Regions from separate parts of the Homo sapiens genome. Here region 1 is linked to region 2. A link is a loop called in an ENCODE intact Hi-C map of the cell type or tissue named here. Cell type or tissue: left lung. All regions are shown on one strand.

The links. Peaks named below come from ENCODE experiments on the same cell type or tissue, not always from the same donor. Only the 100,000 strongest peaks of a DNase experiment are listed, where the experiment ranks them.
Region 1: it touches region 2 in a loop (2.7-fold over the local background); 2 of 110 quality-filtered maps call a loop at or near these places.

What each region holds. Positions count from the first base shown.
Region 1 is chr1:3,210,288-3,218,287 of GRCh38, reverse strand. The region is part of intron 2 of PRDM16 (PR/SET domain 16); the gene reads right to left. It overlaps LOC105378605 (a long non-coding RNA gene), which reads left to right and starts at 4,543. Exons shown (of 2, transcript XR_007065436.1): 1 at 4,543-4,709; 2 at 6,361-7,552. RefSeq lists an enhancer at 254-1,022. In left lung, no CTCF peak of the experiment used is centred here; no DNase peak of the experiment used is centred here; H3K27me3 peaks cover 2,394 bases.
Region 2 is chr1:3,149,534-3,157,533 of GRCh38, reverse strand. The region is part of intron 1 of PRDM16 (PR/SET domain 16); the gene reads right to left. Among named protein-coding and RNA genes, the nearest start is that of MIR4251, 26 kb to the right of the region's middle. RefSeq lists enhancers at 2,834-3,333, 3,334-3,835, 7,503-8,000. In left lung, no CTCF peak of the experiment used is centred here; DNase peaks (open chromatin) are centred at 1,933, 2,933, 3,283 and 4,143; H3K27me3 peaks cover 3,262 bases.

The DNA.
Region 1 (8,000 bases), 61 kb before region 2:
ATGTCTTTATGTGAATATGAAGCCGGAATGAAAGGCTTTGGGGGACCCCCATGAGAGAGGAGAAGTACGAACCAGAGAGGAAGAAAGAGCCCTGCGGCTCCCTGCCGAGAGCCAGGCACCTCCTCTGGCCGTCACGCCAGGCTGCAGAGGCCCTTTGTAAGTGCAGGCGACTCTTCTTCACTTGGCCACGACAATAGTGTTTTGTGGCGAGGGATGGGATGGGGGCGGCAGCGAGGGGCTCGCCCCAGGGCCTGCAGATGTTGGATGAGGGGTGATTTATTGCTCCGGTGTCCTCCTGCATTTGGCTACCTTCCCAGACCCCAACATCGGTGACAGAGGAGGGAGGGCCGGCAAGAGGGGGAAGAGGCCGGTGGCAGCAGTCCAAGGGGGCACCCCAAAACCTCGTGTGGGGAGCAGAGTTGGGAGTGAGCGAGGTAGCATGCAGGCGGCATCCCGAATACTTCTAGGGGGAAGAGCGCGCGTCCCAGCCAGCCCAAAATGAAACTCGCAGGGCCTCAAGGAAAACTGGGCTGAGTTTCTCAAGAGCTCTCCCGTGTTGAAAAAAAAGATCTACCGGGATGCACGGCACGGGGACCTGGCCCCAGGAAGAGCAGGGCCGTGAGTGAAAACGCTGCTTCTGGACAGCGTGCACTCAGCCACAGTGGCTGGGAGAACCCCTCACCCTCGCCGTAGACTTAGGCCAGCGCACTCAGCATGGCTGCCAAGCTCGACAGAGGCCAGTTTATGCTCCCAGGCACTCTTGAGATCCACTTTCATCTGGAATAAGGAGCAGAAAGGAGCGGTTTTCCTCTTGAGTTCTGACCTGGCCCAAACCAGAGAAGCCATAAATCCAACCAGGAGGGCTGTTCCCATGAGATCCCTGCTCCCATTCCAGACCAAATAAGCCGAGAAGAGCTGGGGGGCAGCCCAGCAGCTGCTGCAGCGTCTTCTGAACTGACAGCCTGCAAGCTGCCGTGCGCCCACTGCTGTGGCCGCCCCATCCCCAGCGCTAACCCAGGCTAAGGAGCTGGACGCCAGCCGCCCAGGAATGGATTCTGGGTCACTTCCAGGGAAGAGAAATCACTGCCGATCAACTCACACACGGGCGAATGCCCGTTTCACGGTGAAAGGTGTGTGAGGAGAAGGCCACCCGGGGCTTTTTATCCTGTTTGGGAATGAGCTTTGGTCACGGAGCCCTGGAGGAAAACACCACACAGAAAGCGTGCTTCTATCCACACAGAGGGTGCCGTTTCCCCTGCTGCCCTGCAACATTTGGACATGGAACAGTGCTAGGCTACGAGTTAATTCACAGAGGAACTGCCGCAATCCCAGTGGGTGGCTTCAGGCTGTCAGAGACAGTGGTGGCCCAGGGAGGGACCAGGAGCCTGGGAGGCTGAGGAAGACAGAGGTGCGGACAGTGGGCACCTGAACTCTATGGCAGTCACGGATGACTGGCTACAGGAACCTGTCCCCTCCAGTTCCATGCTGATGGCCACAGCCACAGCCCCGCCCTCTGCAATATCAAGAATGGTTTCAGCATCTCCAGTCTCAGGCATGGGCCTAGACTCTCTGATTTCGTGAGGCCAACCACAGCCTCCGGACAGTGTGGCTCCTGACTCCTGCCCCAGGTTTGGGGAGACTCTGGGATGCCCAGCTCCAGCCTGCTAGGATGCCCACCTCAGCCTTCTATGGCAGGTCATTGAGTGTGCCCAGCTGTGATGTGACAACTAGGCCTGGTTCGGCGGGGGACAGCCACCGGGGGCATCTGAAACCCACCAACCCACCAGACCTGGGTGGGGATGTGTCTGGGTGTGTCTCCCCACGCAGGCCATATTGGGGAAGGCTCTTGGATTCTCCTTCCCTGGTGGGCTCAGGGGCCTGCAGGAGCATGCATGCTCTGTGGGTCTCCTCTCTGTGGAGGCCCCTCTGGCTTCCCAGCCCCGTGGCATGGATGTCACTGGAGTGACAGCACTGTGACAACCCACTGTACTTTCTGCGGGTTGGACGCTTCTTGAACATGGCTGGTTCAGCATCTCGGGGGCCTGGACACTGCCTCGTCAGCACAAATCTCTCCCCAGCTCCTTGCTGGGATATGTGGAAACATTTTTCCCATGGAAAGAGAGTGTGGCCTTTGTCAGGGGGCCACGGCCAGCCCGAATTACAGTAAAGATTAATCCCAAACAAGAGACAGAGACAGAGACAAAGAGCATCATACACTTGGGTTTTCAATGGATGTTTTCATAAATGTATGAATAATTTAAATTATCATTGCCGAGTATTTATTCGAGTGTTTCAGGGGGAAAAATGCCTCCTCTTTTTTCTCCCTTGATTCTTTTCATTTTTGCCTCATCTCTTTTATGTGCTGCATAGGCTGTTTTCTTGCCATCTGAATCGGCCCCGGGAACAATGGGATGTATGAGGCTGAGGAGCCGGGGAAGAATGCGCCCCTTGTTGCCGACGCCGCGCCTTGACATTGATTAATGAGGGTGCGGACACGGGCAGAATTTGTGAGAGCTGAGGGGAAACCAGAGGACGTGGGGGCACCCGAGGAGGAGGGCAGGGGCTGGCAGGGGAAGGCCACGGCCGTCCCTCCACGCCCAGTGGGAAAGGGCCAAGGGAGGGGTGGCCTGGAGCCACCGTGCAGAGGAGCACTGACTCGACAGGTCCCCGGAGGACAGGGCCCCTGTGGGGTTCTGGGTTGGTCCGCTCGGTGGAGGGAGGGTGGGGCTGCAGCCAGGTTGCTGGCTCTATAGGCAGGGCCCCCACCTTCCTTCCTGCACCACTCTTTTCCACCCCACACAAACCACTCTCTCCCGCCTCCACCCATGACCCTCCTGGAGGCTCTGTTCTCCTGGACCCCAATAGGCCTTGCCTGTCCCCGGGACCCATGACCCTCCTGGAGGCCCTGTTCTCCTGGACCCCGTGGGCCTTGCCTGTCCCCAGGGCCTGGCTGCACTTCCACGACATGGCTGTTTCTTCCTGACATGGTCCCAGTGGCACCTGTGGATCATCCACACAGAGGTCGGGTTCCGCTCTGTTCTGTGCCATCTGATCCTGTTTATTGAATGACAGATTCCTTAGCAGTAGGAGTGGACTTCTTGGGGATGTCCTTTTGGTTCTGATAGAATCCTCAACCCAGGCTATCCAGGAGCCCAACACTGACATCAGGACCAACAGCAGCGATGGGGAAGCAGATGGGATGGTGTCTTTGATGATGTTTGGATACGGTCCCATTGGCTGAAAAAATACCTTGATCAGCTGACCACACAATCCCCACACACAGGTCCCCACTGTCAGGTCTGCGGCATTGACCTCTAAGATCGGTGGCCCTGAAAGGAAGGTTTGGGGGACGATGCCCAGGGTATCACACCAGGGTCTCAGGCCCTGCCCAGCCAAAAGGTCTGTATTCACCACAGAAGCATCCTGGGGCCACAGCTCCCCAACGGTCAAGATCAAGCTCATTGTAACCATCTCCCCATGTGTTGGTATCTCGTCTGATGTGGAACATGTTAGCACAGGGCCAGGCACCCAACAGGGGCCCAACACACTATTCAGAATAAGAAGAATCTGTCTCTGAGGATGATACTAACTTAGCTGAAGCCATTCTTGCCCCTGCGAGATGCTATTGTGGTAATGTATCTCGGCTCACTGCAACCTCTGCCTCCTGAGCTCAAGCATTTCTCCTGCCTCAGCCTCCCAAGTAGTTGGGATTACAGGTGTGCACAACCACACCCAGCTAGTTTTTGTGTTTTTAGTAGAGACAGGGTTTTGCCACATTGGCCAGGCTGGTCTTGAACTCCCAACCTCAGGTGATCTGCCCGTCTTGGCCTCCCAAAGTGCTGGGATGACAGATGTGAGCCACCGCACCTGACCAAGGGCTTGGAGTTCTGAGGCCTGCGAGTCTGACGGTGCTATTGGGTGGACATCAGCTCTTAAAAGCCGCCATCGCCCTGGGTCGCCTAGCAGCATTTGAACTGAGAAAGGCATTATTTTTGCATAGAAACAGAGTGTTAGGGTTGGAAGTTGCCCAGCGTGTCAGACCCTCCTCAGATCTAGAAGTTTCTGGTTTGTGTCCAATAGGAGAATGGAAGGAAAAGACGCCTGTCTGAAAAGGAAAACCATTTTCTCCATTAACTACTTTCTCCTCTTTTCTGGTAAACTTTTTACAAGGAAACACACTTTTTGCTGGCCAAGCAGAGCCTCCCGGGCAGTCCTGCATCCTGCAGACAAGGGGCGGGGCTGTGGTGGGAGAAGGATGGCAGATTCCAGCCGAGGCGGACCCAGTGGCCACACGAGACTCCGACATGTGTCTGGGCGCAGCTTGCCTGGCCGTTCTGCTTGGTGCACTGGCCACACCCTGTCACCCGCGTGCTTCTGAGTTAATGTACCAGGCAGTGACCTTGATAATGATCTGGAATTGCAGGATTAATGGGGGGTGGCAAGGCCTCCTGGGAAGGCACCGGCTTGGCCTCGGGAGTCCTTGGTCTACGGCCCTGGCTGACCTTGTTTGTAGGTGACCTGGGGTGGACGTGGTGTCCCGGAAACCCCGCTTCCTTGCCTGGGGAGAGCAGAACCTCCTGGGCCAGGCAGAGTCTCCTGGAATCCTGGGGAAATGCTGGGTAAGAACAGGAGGAGCTTGGAGCATCTCATGGAAACAAGTGCCACCTCCCTCCAGAATGCCGCACTTGCTCCTGTTCCTCGGAGAAAGAGTGAGTTCCAGGTGTCTGTGCCCCCAGGGAGGCGACAAAGGACTCTCTAGCAACCCCCCACGGGCACAACCAAACCCAGGGGGGCACCCGCACAGCTGGGGTGACTGCCCGATTGGTGACAAGCCTAAGTGGAAAATTACAGTCCTCCCAATTTTATAATTAATGACAATGGCGGAGCCGAGACGCCCAGGACCCGCCATCCCGCCCCCACACCCCTCTCCCCAGCAAAATAGTTAGGGTGATTTGTGTCAGCAAATTAAGCAGAAATGGTTGTCTCTATGACTTGATGGACATGCCATGTTTAATTCATAAAGATTTGGGAAGGTGGTTTCTTCTCCATTTCCCCCCTCACCACGGAATGGGTGGTGTTTATTGGCTAATTTGGGGATCTCCAAATCTGTGTTTCTGTTGCTGTTGGCGGTGGCATTTCCTTTTTTGGCAGAGGAGTTGCTGCAAGCACATAGGATGGGATTTGCCGCGTCTTCCTGAGCTCGGCCTCCCGGGGAAGCGTGCGGCAGGCGGGCGAGCCGACCCCGCTTTCCTTTCTGGGTGAGACCTGTTTCGTGGCCACAAAGGTCCCACTGACTTCCCTGTGTCCAGCTCTGCTGCCAGGGAGCTCTTAAACGAGTACCTGGGGAGGGGTCACCAGCAACATGAAAAAGGAAAGGCTCGGGGCCTCTGTGCCAGGAGCAGGGAAGAGGGCCCCTCGCCAGGTGGGTACTTAAAATCTGAGGCTGAGCTGGAGGGAGAGGGCAGAGCTGGGGTCAGGGAGGGAGCAGGCAGAGCCACGCCGAGGTAGCGGCGGAAATGCAGGTGCTGGTGGGAACCAAGAGGATGGGGCCTCCCCATCTCAGTTTGTGTGAAGCCCATCCACAGTGGCAGAGAGGACCGCAGCGAGGGGGCCGGGAGGATGAGCGGGAGGACCGCAGCGAGGGGGCCGGGAGGATGAGCGGGAGGACCTCAGCGAGGGGGCCGGGAGGATGAGCGGGGGCCTCCATTCCACCTTCAAAGACTCTGGGGTGCAGGCGTCCAGCCAGGACCTCTGAGAGGCGCCCAGAACATGGGGACGGAGGCAGGAGGCTGTGAGGAGAGAGGGGCCTTGGCCACCTCTGCTGTCCCTACTGCAGGCCAGCGTCCGGCCGGCTCCAGGCCTGGACTCCCAGAATTCAAAGGTGCCCCCGCTCAGGCAGCCCTGCCCCCACCGCCCACTCAGGCCAGGGCCAGAGGGGTGTCAAGATCACCTGAAAAGGCAGCCCCTGAGGGTGACCAGAGCCCCGAGCCCCAGCGGGGACAAATGAGGAGCTTAACTAGCACAAGGCCGCATAAAAGGGAACGGGAGAGGAGGGACAAAGCCTCACCCATGTGCTCTTTTGGGCTTTGTGCGCACTGGCCCCTTTCCCAGTATATCAGGCTCCCAGTGAATGGAGGCCCGCGCCGCGCAGTCCTTCCGCAGCCCTGACGGTTTCACGAGCCGGTGAATGGAGTGCAAATTAGCAGGGTCCCCGGGAGCCTTGTTACTGTCACTCCCAAACTGACGGCCCAAAGACGACGCGAGGATTAATCCACCCGGAGAACTCGCCCATTATCCAGGCAAGGTAGGAAGCTATTTATTGTCCCCTCTTTCATGTCTCCTCCATGTTGCCCACTGCAGCGAGCCTTTACAGCAGAATGGAGCAGCCGCGGATACACACCCGCTCCCACCCACACACTCACGCCGGGCCCAGGCCGCCAGGCGTGGATGCACGCGCACGCACACGCATGCACACGTGCACACGCATGGACACGCTCGTGCTGCAAGGCCATGGGCCACCGTGTGCTGTTCCGTGCACATTTATTCTCCTCTGAGGACCCAGGCCGGCTTGTCCGTGAAGTGCCAACATTAGGGGCTGTGCAGGGCAGGGTGAGCGAGCACTGACCACCAGCGCCGGCCCCCACTGCTGCGGCCAGTGGGCTGGACGACCAAGGACGAGGCCGGGGCCTTGAGACAAAAGTCCCAGCAATGAGGCAGGGACCTCACAGCAGAGGGAGCTGGACCCAACCTGTTTTCAAGACACGAATCTGCTGCAGCCCCCGACGGGCCCCAAGAGACTCTGCCTTGAGTCTTTTCTTAGGAGTCCACCCACGGCCGCATCTCCAGCTAGATCAAGCCCACGGCTTTTCACACTGCTGGACCAGACACCACGAGAGATGTTCGGTCAACACTGTGCATATCTCAACTTTCAGGTGGACACTGCTGCCCGGAAATGACTTTCACTTATTTTCAATCGGTCTACTTAGAAAAAGAAAATCGGCATTGGCTACGCTGTGACCAAGACAGCTTAGGGAAGAAGGGCAGGGTGGCTGCTGACCGCAGGCTCTCAACAGACCTGTGTACAATGGGTGGGCAAGCAAGTGTCCATGAGTGCAGAGACAGACAAGCAGATGTCTAATGAAGGAGGAGACAACCAGCATCGAACAAATGACCAAGAAATAGATGCCTAGTGGGTGAATTGATCAGCAAATGTATACACGTGTGCATAAACAAATCAATATCTAATATCTAAACTAATAAATGTATGAACAAATACATGCCTAATGAGTGAATAGACAAATATCTCATGAATGCGTGGACAAATCGATATCTAATGAATGGACAAACAAATGCATATCTATGAATGGATGAACAAATACATATCGAATAAATAAATGAATAAATACCTAATAGATATATGAACAGATATATCTCTAATGAGTGAATAAACAAATATCTCATGAATACGTGGACAAAGCGATATCTAACGAATGAATGAACAAATGCATATCTATGAATGGATAAAGAAATAAACATCTCATAAGTGAATGAACAAGTGGATGTATATCTTGTGAATGAATAAACTAATGCATATCTAGAGGCTAAGGGTGGCCCCTTCCAGCCCTGTGAACCCATGACATAAGTTCAGCCACAGATTCTCTTGAATTCTGATTCCCTCAACTTAGAACATGTGCCTGCTATTTAGAGCATGTCTGGGAAATATTTTATCAGCCTTTGCATGTGGCTTGAGTAAGTGGAATCAGACGTGAAAGTCACACGCGTGCACAGACACACGCGTGCACGCACACACTTCCATGATGCCCACAGGCTCTGGGCAGGGCTGTCTGCAGCTGTGGTTCCAGCTGGGAGCCTGGCTTCTGAGCCTGTGCGGCTCCTTCCTGAATCTGAGGGGGGAAAGCCTTCCAGGGCCTTGGTTTCCCCATGGATCCCAGGGAGCATGTCCTCATCTCCATGCTCAGAGCTGGATCAGGAGTGATGCC
Region 2 (8,000 bases):
TCTGCCCATAAAGACCTTATCCTACCAAACAACTGGATCTGGCCCATGTCTGTTTTCAAGAGACAATCAACCCCCAGCCCCCACAAAGGTGTTTTTTTTTTTTTTTTTTTTAATGGGATCGCAAAAGGCCTGGGAGCCTGGGGGCAGGTCCCCAGATCAAATGCTGTAAATTCAGTCAATCAATAGAATAAATGCGGTAAACACAACAAAATGCTGGCTGTGTTTGGGACGTACTTGTGTGCTGTGTATCTGAAATTCAAATTGAACTGGGTGTCCTGGATTTCATCTGCCGGATCTGGCCACGCTCCCTGAGGGCCTGAGCTCTTGCGCCGGCTCAGCGGTTGCCGAGCGGCCCTCCTTCTCCAGGTCCCGCCCTCTGAGCCGCCCAGGCTGAGCCCGGCAGGTGCTAACACTCCCTGCCCTGGGACCACCATCTGGGCGACTGGGCAGCCACGGCTGGTTCTGGCCGGCGGTCACCTCTTGGCCCTCGTGCTCAGCCCCAGCCCAGCCTCTAACCAGACACTCACTGGCTTACAGCTTGCACCACACGCTAACTCCATAGTCCTACAGCACCCTCCGTCCTGACACGCTGGGAGACCCCGTGTCCCCACCGAGGCAGCTGGAGGCCGCCCCAGAGCTGACGCCCCCACCTGCTTCTCTCAGGCCACACGGTTGGTGCAGAGGCTCAGACAGAAGCCACTTCCTCTGCTTCCCCCCTCGAAGAGCTAAAAGCAAAAGCCCATGTGGGCCCTGGGACTCTGGCTTTGAGCTGTGGCCACTGCTTGAGCCGGGCAGGGGCTGGGTAGTGAGCCTGACCTGGAGCTGAAGGACGGAGGCTTCTCTGAACGGGTCCAACCTTCTCTGGTCTGGAGAAAAAATTCCCAAAGCAGATTTGTTTCCCTCCTTCCCAGTTCCTGTCAGTTAAAAATCATCTAGAGAGAGAGAGGGAAACCTCCAAATGCATAGCTCCTGCCTCTACCAGGAGGAGGGGTGACAGCAAACAAAACCCCTCCAAACTAGAAAACCATTTTGTCCTTCTTTTGGGGGTATATATTTGGCTTTGGGTCCATCCTTCTTCTTAAGGATAGGCATTGACTTAAATCCAGCCATAAAAATAGAAGCAATGGCTACTTTTACCTCCGCAGGCAGAGAGAGGATTTGCTGCAGAAATCACCTTTGACCATTTCCCTCCAAGAATCATTTCCCCCAAAGTCACCTAAAATCAAACCGATCACAATTAACACTCAAAGTGGCCACCATCAAACGCGTGGAAACTGTCCTGCTGCCCGGGAGCCCTGCAGACAGCCCCATCTGTTGCTCAGAGCAGCCCGGGACCCTCATTCTATCACGGCTCAAAGTAGGTTATCTAAATAAATGGGAGAGGAAATCAACGAGATATATTAGCAAGGTGGGATATTTGTCATCTCCTCTGTCTTTCCTTCCCCAAGAATATCGGTGATGAATTTGCAAATGGTCCTGGATTATGACAGAGCTGTTTTCTCTCTTCATTATTTATCCCTTCTCTGAGCACCTCGATTAGAGACCACAGTGACAAATGCATGAATAAAAGGCAAAGACAATATTTTAGCAATGTGTTGTAAATCTCCTTCTACGCATTATTAATTTAAAGAAATCCATTACACCGAGCAGCTCTGAAGAGGAAGACAAGGGTAACGCAGGGGTGCCTGCTGCTCTGGAGGGTCAGGGAAAGGAAAAGCAAAATCAGCTGCGTCCCTGAGCTGAGGCCAGGCTGGTCTCTCACTGAATCCCCGAAGCCTTGCAACCACCTAGATTTTATTTGAATAAAAGGTGAAACATTTGCTCCCCCAAACGCAAGCACATTTTGCAAAGTGGAAAACGGCGCTGTTTGAAATGATCTCATTTTTCAGGAGCGGGGAAGGCGAGGCCGGCGGCCGTGCTGGGAGCCTGCGGCCCTCCCTCCTCCGGGTGAGACGCGGCAACGCTGCTGTATCGGGAGGAAGGAAAAAGGAAAACAGATGGAAGGTGCTGGTCGCAGGAGCAAGTGCCTCGGGAACAATGGAGGGGCCCCTTTTCTGCTCCCTCAGAGAACACCACGGTGCAAATCTGTGTACAGCGATACCACCAACCACGCAGATAACAGGGCAATAACACCGCAAACCCGAACCCAAGTCCTCGCGGAGACCATGCTAATCGGGCGAAGCCACACGGCAGCCGCGGCCAAGCCCTGCAGCCTGGATTTTCTTTCCCCTATTTTATTTTCTTTCAAAACCCTCCAAGAAAGGAGCCATGGGCCCCGGGTCCCACCGCCTGCCTTGGCCGGTGTTTGAGCCAGCTCTGGACGCCTCCGGAGAGATGCCTCTCCCGGGGCCCTTCCTGGAGAGGTCCGCAGGACGGCAGCCTCTCTCCAATCTGGGGTCCCTAAGGAAGACTCCAGAGCCCCTGAGAGGTCGGGGGGATGCCAGGCTGGCCCCTAGAGCTTGGTACCCACATGGAGCACCCCCTGGAGTTTGATGTGAGGCCTCAGGGCCCACAGGCAGGCTTCAGGGTCTGGGAAGAAACAGTCTGTTTCTACCAGGGATGGCGGGGTCGGTTCACACAAAATCTCCATTCACCCACATGAACCAAAGGCTTGCTTTGGTGTCTTGCTTTGTTTTTTAAGACAGAATTTGAGTTTCTTTTTCATTTGCTTAGACTGATGATCCCCCTCCTTATGAAGCAAAGGGATTTTTCTAGCAGTTTTTATACTTGCTACCCACTACCCCCTGACCCAGGGTTCCTGGTAGAGGAGTGAGAACGGCCTGGGGGTCAGCAGCGGTCAGCCCACATCTCAACCAGGGCTCCATGCCTTCCTCCACCGCGACCAGCACCAAGGTCTCCTCGCCAGTGCAGGATGCCCGGCCGACTGCGTGAAGCTGGAATGGTGCCCGTGCAGGGACCTTAAGAACACCAGGAAACCCAGCTTGGGCCATGGGGGCCAAGGGAAAGTGGGAAGGGCCATGGGGGCAGGAGGTCTGGGGCATGAGGCAGGAAGGCCATTCCTGGAGGCGGGAGGAGTGTGCTGCCCACAGCTCCATGCTGCAGCCCCTGGGAAGCCCTTGGCCGTCCTGACAACGCCTCCACCTGGCATCCTTCTCCTTGAAGTTTCAAGTTATTCCTATAGAATGTGCAAAGCTGCCACAGCGACAGGCAGCTCCGTCGCCTCCTGTAACTGCCCACCCAGAGGGGATGGGAGTGCTCCCTCAAAAGCGTCCCCCTGCCCCCCCACCACGCCGCCCAGGGAGAGTGCGCCAGCCCGTGGTGACAGCGCCAGTCCGTCCACTTAGGGATACGGTGGTGGATCTCCATGGCAGATCCTAACGACTTGTCACAGGCACGACCGTGGCAGGTCCCGGTGACAGCCACAGCGGTGCACATGGGAAACAGCAGCAGGGCCCAGTGGGACCCGGCAGCTCTAAGATCAGAAACTCACAGACAAAGGGCCGCAGATTGGGAGAGTGCACGGGAAGGGGAGCGCCGTCCCTGGGCTGATTTTACTGTATTTTCCGTGCGTCAGCCTAATTGCTTCAGAAGCTGTGGCTTTCTTTAACGTGGAGCTCGCAAAGGAAGCCTCCCTGGTAACATGTGAAATCAAAAGTTGGATCTCTACGTAGATATGCACGTATTAATTTGCATTTTGTAAGACAAGTGCTGCATGTTATTAATATAATTACTGGTTATAGAAACTGTGTATTTACTGCGTTTTCTATATTACTTTGCGTTCCACGCTTCTCAATGGTGCGGGTTTAATATTCAGCTGGTGTTTACTTAGCATATGACTGTTAATCAGTGTAAATTAAATGTGTACTTGAAACCCCCACTTAAAGCTCAGCTAATTATTTTTTGATCCAAACAGGACTGCCTTTTCCGGAAGGGTGAATCGGGGCTCTCTGGGACCAACTCATAGCGAGAGAAACTGTTGCCAGCGTTGAGGACCAGCCTCCAAAAGACACCCGGCAATTGTCCTTGCCCCGTTTCTCCTGCAGCACATGATGGATTGCTTCCAGGGGAGCCCCGCTCTGGTCCAGCCTGGGGACCGCGCTGTGGGGAGCTTCTCTTCCTGGGGAACCGCCCGCCCGTCCTGTCTAGCCGCACATGGACCACTTTGCCAGCACAGTGCAAACCATGTGGCTTCAACACTGGTTCAGACACATGTGTAGACACACACAAGCACACACATGTGCACACCCAGCCCAGGGCTCCGGGGCCTGCTTTAGCTCCCCAGGCCCACGTTCCTCACCTGCCTGGCCCAGACCCTGCCTGGCCCAGAGCTCACCACTCCAGAGCTATTGCCTGAGGACACGGAGCTACAGGGGTGAGGAGGGCTGCAGATCCCTCAGGTGGCAGGGGAGGGGTCACCATGCACCAAACAGGGAGGCCAGGTGGGGGCAACCCCTGTTCCCACTCAGAAGAAAAGAGGAGCAGATCTGAGCACCGCTGGAGCTGGAGCTGGCTCTGGCCTGGCTGGCCCCGGCCCCAGGCTGACTGGTTCACTCCTCTGGTCTGGTGATTCCTGGGCACCTCCCTGACTAGGGGCCCTTTAGAAATGACCCCTGTTAGTTTGTTCTCCTGGGAGCCGTCCTCAGAGCCTGTCTTCTGGTCTGGGCTTGGTAGAGGGGAGAGAGGGCACAGCAGGAAAGCAGGCACCAAGGATGGGCCCAAGCCTCTGGACAAAACCCCTCCTGCCTGAGGACGGGGACCTCCTGGGGCTCAGGCCATGGCCTCAGGCATCTCTGAAGCCAAGGACCCACGCTATGGCTGAGTCCATGCAGCCCTCCCCAGGGGACCTGGCCCAGCCACGCATCAGAAACCAGATGGACGACGGACGGCAACATAGCCTTGTCCTGAGGAGCCACTGGCCCTTGCTCTTAGAGACCTCATGGGGAAGTGTAACTTCCTGAGCAACATGCTCCCTGCCATAGGAGGCAGCACCGTAGACCAGTGCCATCTCTATAAAAGAGGTCAGAACCCCTCCAAGCCTTCATTTCTTCTTTGGGAGATGGGATCTAATTTAGAGAGTCTGCTCAGAGGATTCAGGAGCCAGAGAGTAGCCACTGCTTGGCAGGTTGAGACAGCCAGTATATCTCCATGGATGGATGGATGGATGGATAAATGGATGGATGGATGGATAAATGGATGGATGGATGGATGGATGGATGGATGGATGAATGCATAGATAAATGGATGGATGGATGGATGGATGGATGGATGAAAGGAGGGATAAATGGATGGATGAATAAAAACTGCCTCAAAGCTAGGTTCCAAATGGGGCCTAACTTGGCATTGCCCCAGATTCTGAATCAGGAATTCTCAGAGACTCCTGCCTTCCCCACCTTCACCATCACAGCAGCAGCTATGGCAAGATGCCCCCAGAGCCACAGCAGGGACTCCAGCCACGTCCATGCTCAGCCTATGTCTGGTCTTGTTTTGGATCCTGTACAAACCTCAGTGAGGATGAGGCCATTCTGAGCAATGTGCCACGGGGCCGAGTGGTGACCAGCACAGCTTCAGGAAGCACCACGCAGAGGACAGAGCAGACTCCCACCCACCAGACCCCTGTTCTCTCCAAGAGTGGGATGTCTCGGCCCAAAGGCATGTTCCCATTTCTGAGATTTAAAAGCCACAGTTGGCTGGAAGGTGCTCCAGAGACAGGGGGCACAGGCCACACACAACGTCCGTGATGACTTCCCACAGTCCCAGGGTGAAAGCTGACCCTGCCGGCCCACAGTTGGGCTCTCTTCTCCGGGAGTGGAGAATACAGTGAGCCGTGTATTCTCAGCCGTGAAGCTGAGCTCTTGTCTAATGCACGCCCGGCCACTCAGACACTCTGGCAGAAGCCAGTGCTGTGGGCGGCCTCCCAGAACGGCGGTGGGGCTAGCAGTGTCGACGCTGGCCTCTGCCCCAGGTCCTGGCTGGACACAGCTCACACGTGCTGCCTAGGAATCAGGTAAATCTCACCTCTGCTTTATCCACAGGCAGATGGAAGTCTGATCAGAACACACCCTCTGGGAAGCCTGTTAGTAAAAGGAGGAAGGGTACCCACATGGAACTACCTAGAGTGAGCCTGTTGGCCCATGGCCTGGCTGGGCAAGGTGGACCCCACAGCCACTTTCCCTGTCCCTCGCCTTGCAGCGGAGTCTATTCCCAGGAGGAACTGAGTGTAGGGTGTTCCCTAATCCCTAACCCAAGGAAGAGCCCCCGAAAAGGACCCTGCTCGTCCCCACTTCTGTCTGGACTCTGGGGAGTTTTGGACCTTGGTCGAGCCTTCTCTAGACCAGATGGGGGTACAGAGTGTGCCCCAGGGCCCTGCCCCCATGCCCAGCGAGGGGACAGACACTGACTCAATTTGTTGTACCCAGAGACAAAGGCAACTGGGAAGCTAAGCTACGCAGGAGGCACAGAGATATCTCAGGACCAGGAGGCCCAGGGGTCCCGCCACCTCCCCGAGGGTGGCTGCTGGAGGACCAGCCCCCGGCTTCCATAGCTCTAGGACCAGCCCCCCATTTCCATAGCTCTAGGACCAGCCCCCCGTTTCCATAGCTCTAGGACCAGCCCCCCGTTTCCATAGCTCTAGGACCAGCCCCCCCGTTTCCATAGCTCTAGGACCAGCCCCCCCGTTTCCATAGCTCTAGGACCAGCCCCCCCGCCCCCACCCGGCCTCCATAGCTCTTGCAGCTCTGTGCTTTCCCTCCCACTCCCATGGGCTTCAGAGACCAAAAAGTAAGGAGGAAGCTCAAACGTCCCCAACGGCCAACTGGCGACTGGAAAAACTCTGAGTTCCCCTGTGTGTTTGAAGCTCGAGTCTAAATGACCAGATTCTTGGGAGGGTGGGCAGGTGTGCACCAGAGATGCCAGGGAAAGGGGAGTCCGCAGTGGGTGGCACTGTGTCTGTGTTTGGACTAGAGACTGAAAACCTCCATTTTTATTTTATCTTTTTATTTTATTTTACTTTATCTTTGAGATGGAGTCTCGCTCTGTCACCCAGGCTGGAGCGCTGTGGCGCAATTTCGGCTCACTGCAATCTCCGCCTCCTGGGTTCGAGTGATTCTCCCACCTTACCTCCCAATTAGCTGGGACTACAGGCACGGGCCACCACGCCCAGCTGATTTTTTTTTTTTTTTTTTTTGAGATGGGGTTTTACCATGTTGGCCAGGCTGGTCTCGAACTCCTGACCACAAGTCACCTGCCCAACTTAGCCTCCCAAAGTGCTGGGATTACAGGCGTGACCCACTATGCCCGGCCCCAAACCTCAATTTTTAGATAGCCAAGGGCCAAGTGTCAGACCCACAGCTTTCCTTTTACAGACAAGGAAACAAGTTCTGGAAGGTTACATGGCTCTCCCAAAGCCATCCCCCTACGCAGTGCGAGGCTTGTAAAGTTCGCCTGTGCGTTCGGGGGGATTCCAGCAGATTCAGGAGGGATGTCTGTGCCCTGTCCTGGTGTCCAGGGTGACCCGTGTCCTCTCCTCAGGGCAGGAGCCATGACAGGAGATGGACACGCCCCAGCCAGTGTCCACTTGTCCTGGCCTCTTGGTCCATCGTGGCAGAGCCTGGATAACCCCGGGGCTCCTGCCTCCTTGAACCTTGTCCAGGCCCAACAGGAACTAGGCAGCTTCAAAAGTAACAGCAGGAGTACACGCATCTCAGAAAACCCGTGTCCCTGGCCTTAAGCTTGGATGAGTAGGGCGGGTGGATTGCTGTGTCCCCAGCCAGCCCAGGAGCCTCCCTCCCTCCTGAGCGGTGAAGGTGGATGGATGGAGGAAATGGTAATTAACAAGGGAACTGGCCGGTGCTCCTTCCTGATGAAATAAAATTCAGCACCATCTTGCATAAAAGGGCATTCCCTAACTGTGGGCCAGGGGCTGCCTGAGGCTTCACAAATGCCAGCCTGGCTCATTGAGTGGTAAACCCAGGAAGACAGCATGGATTCCTGGCCTCCGTCAGCTGGGAGCACCCACGGCTCCCTGCAGAGGCCCAGGCGGA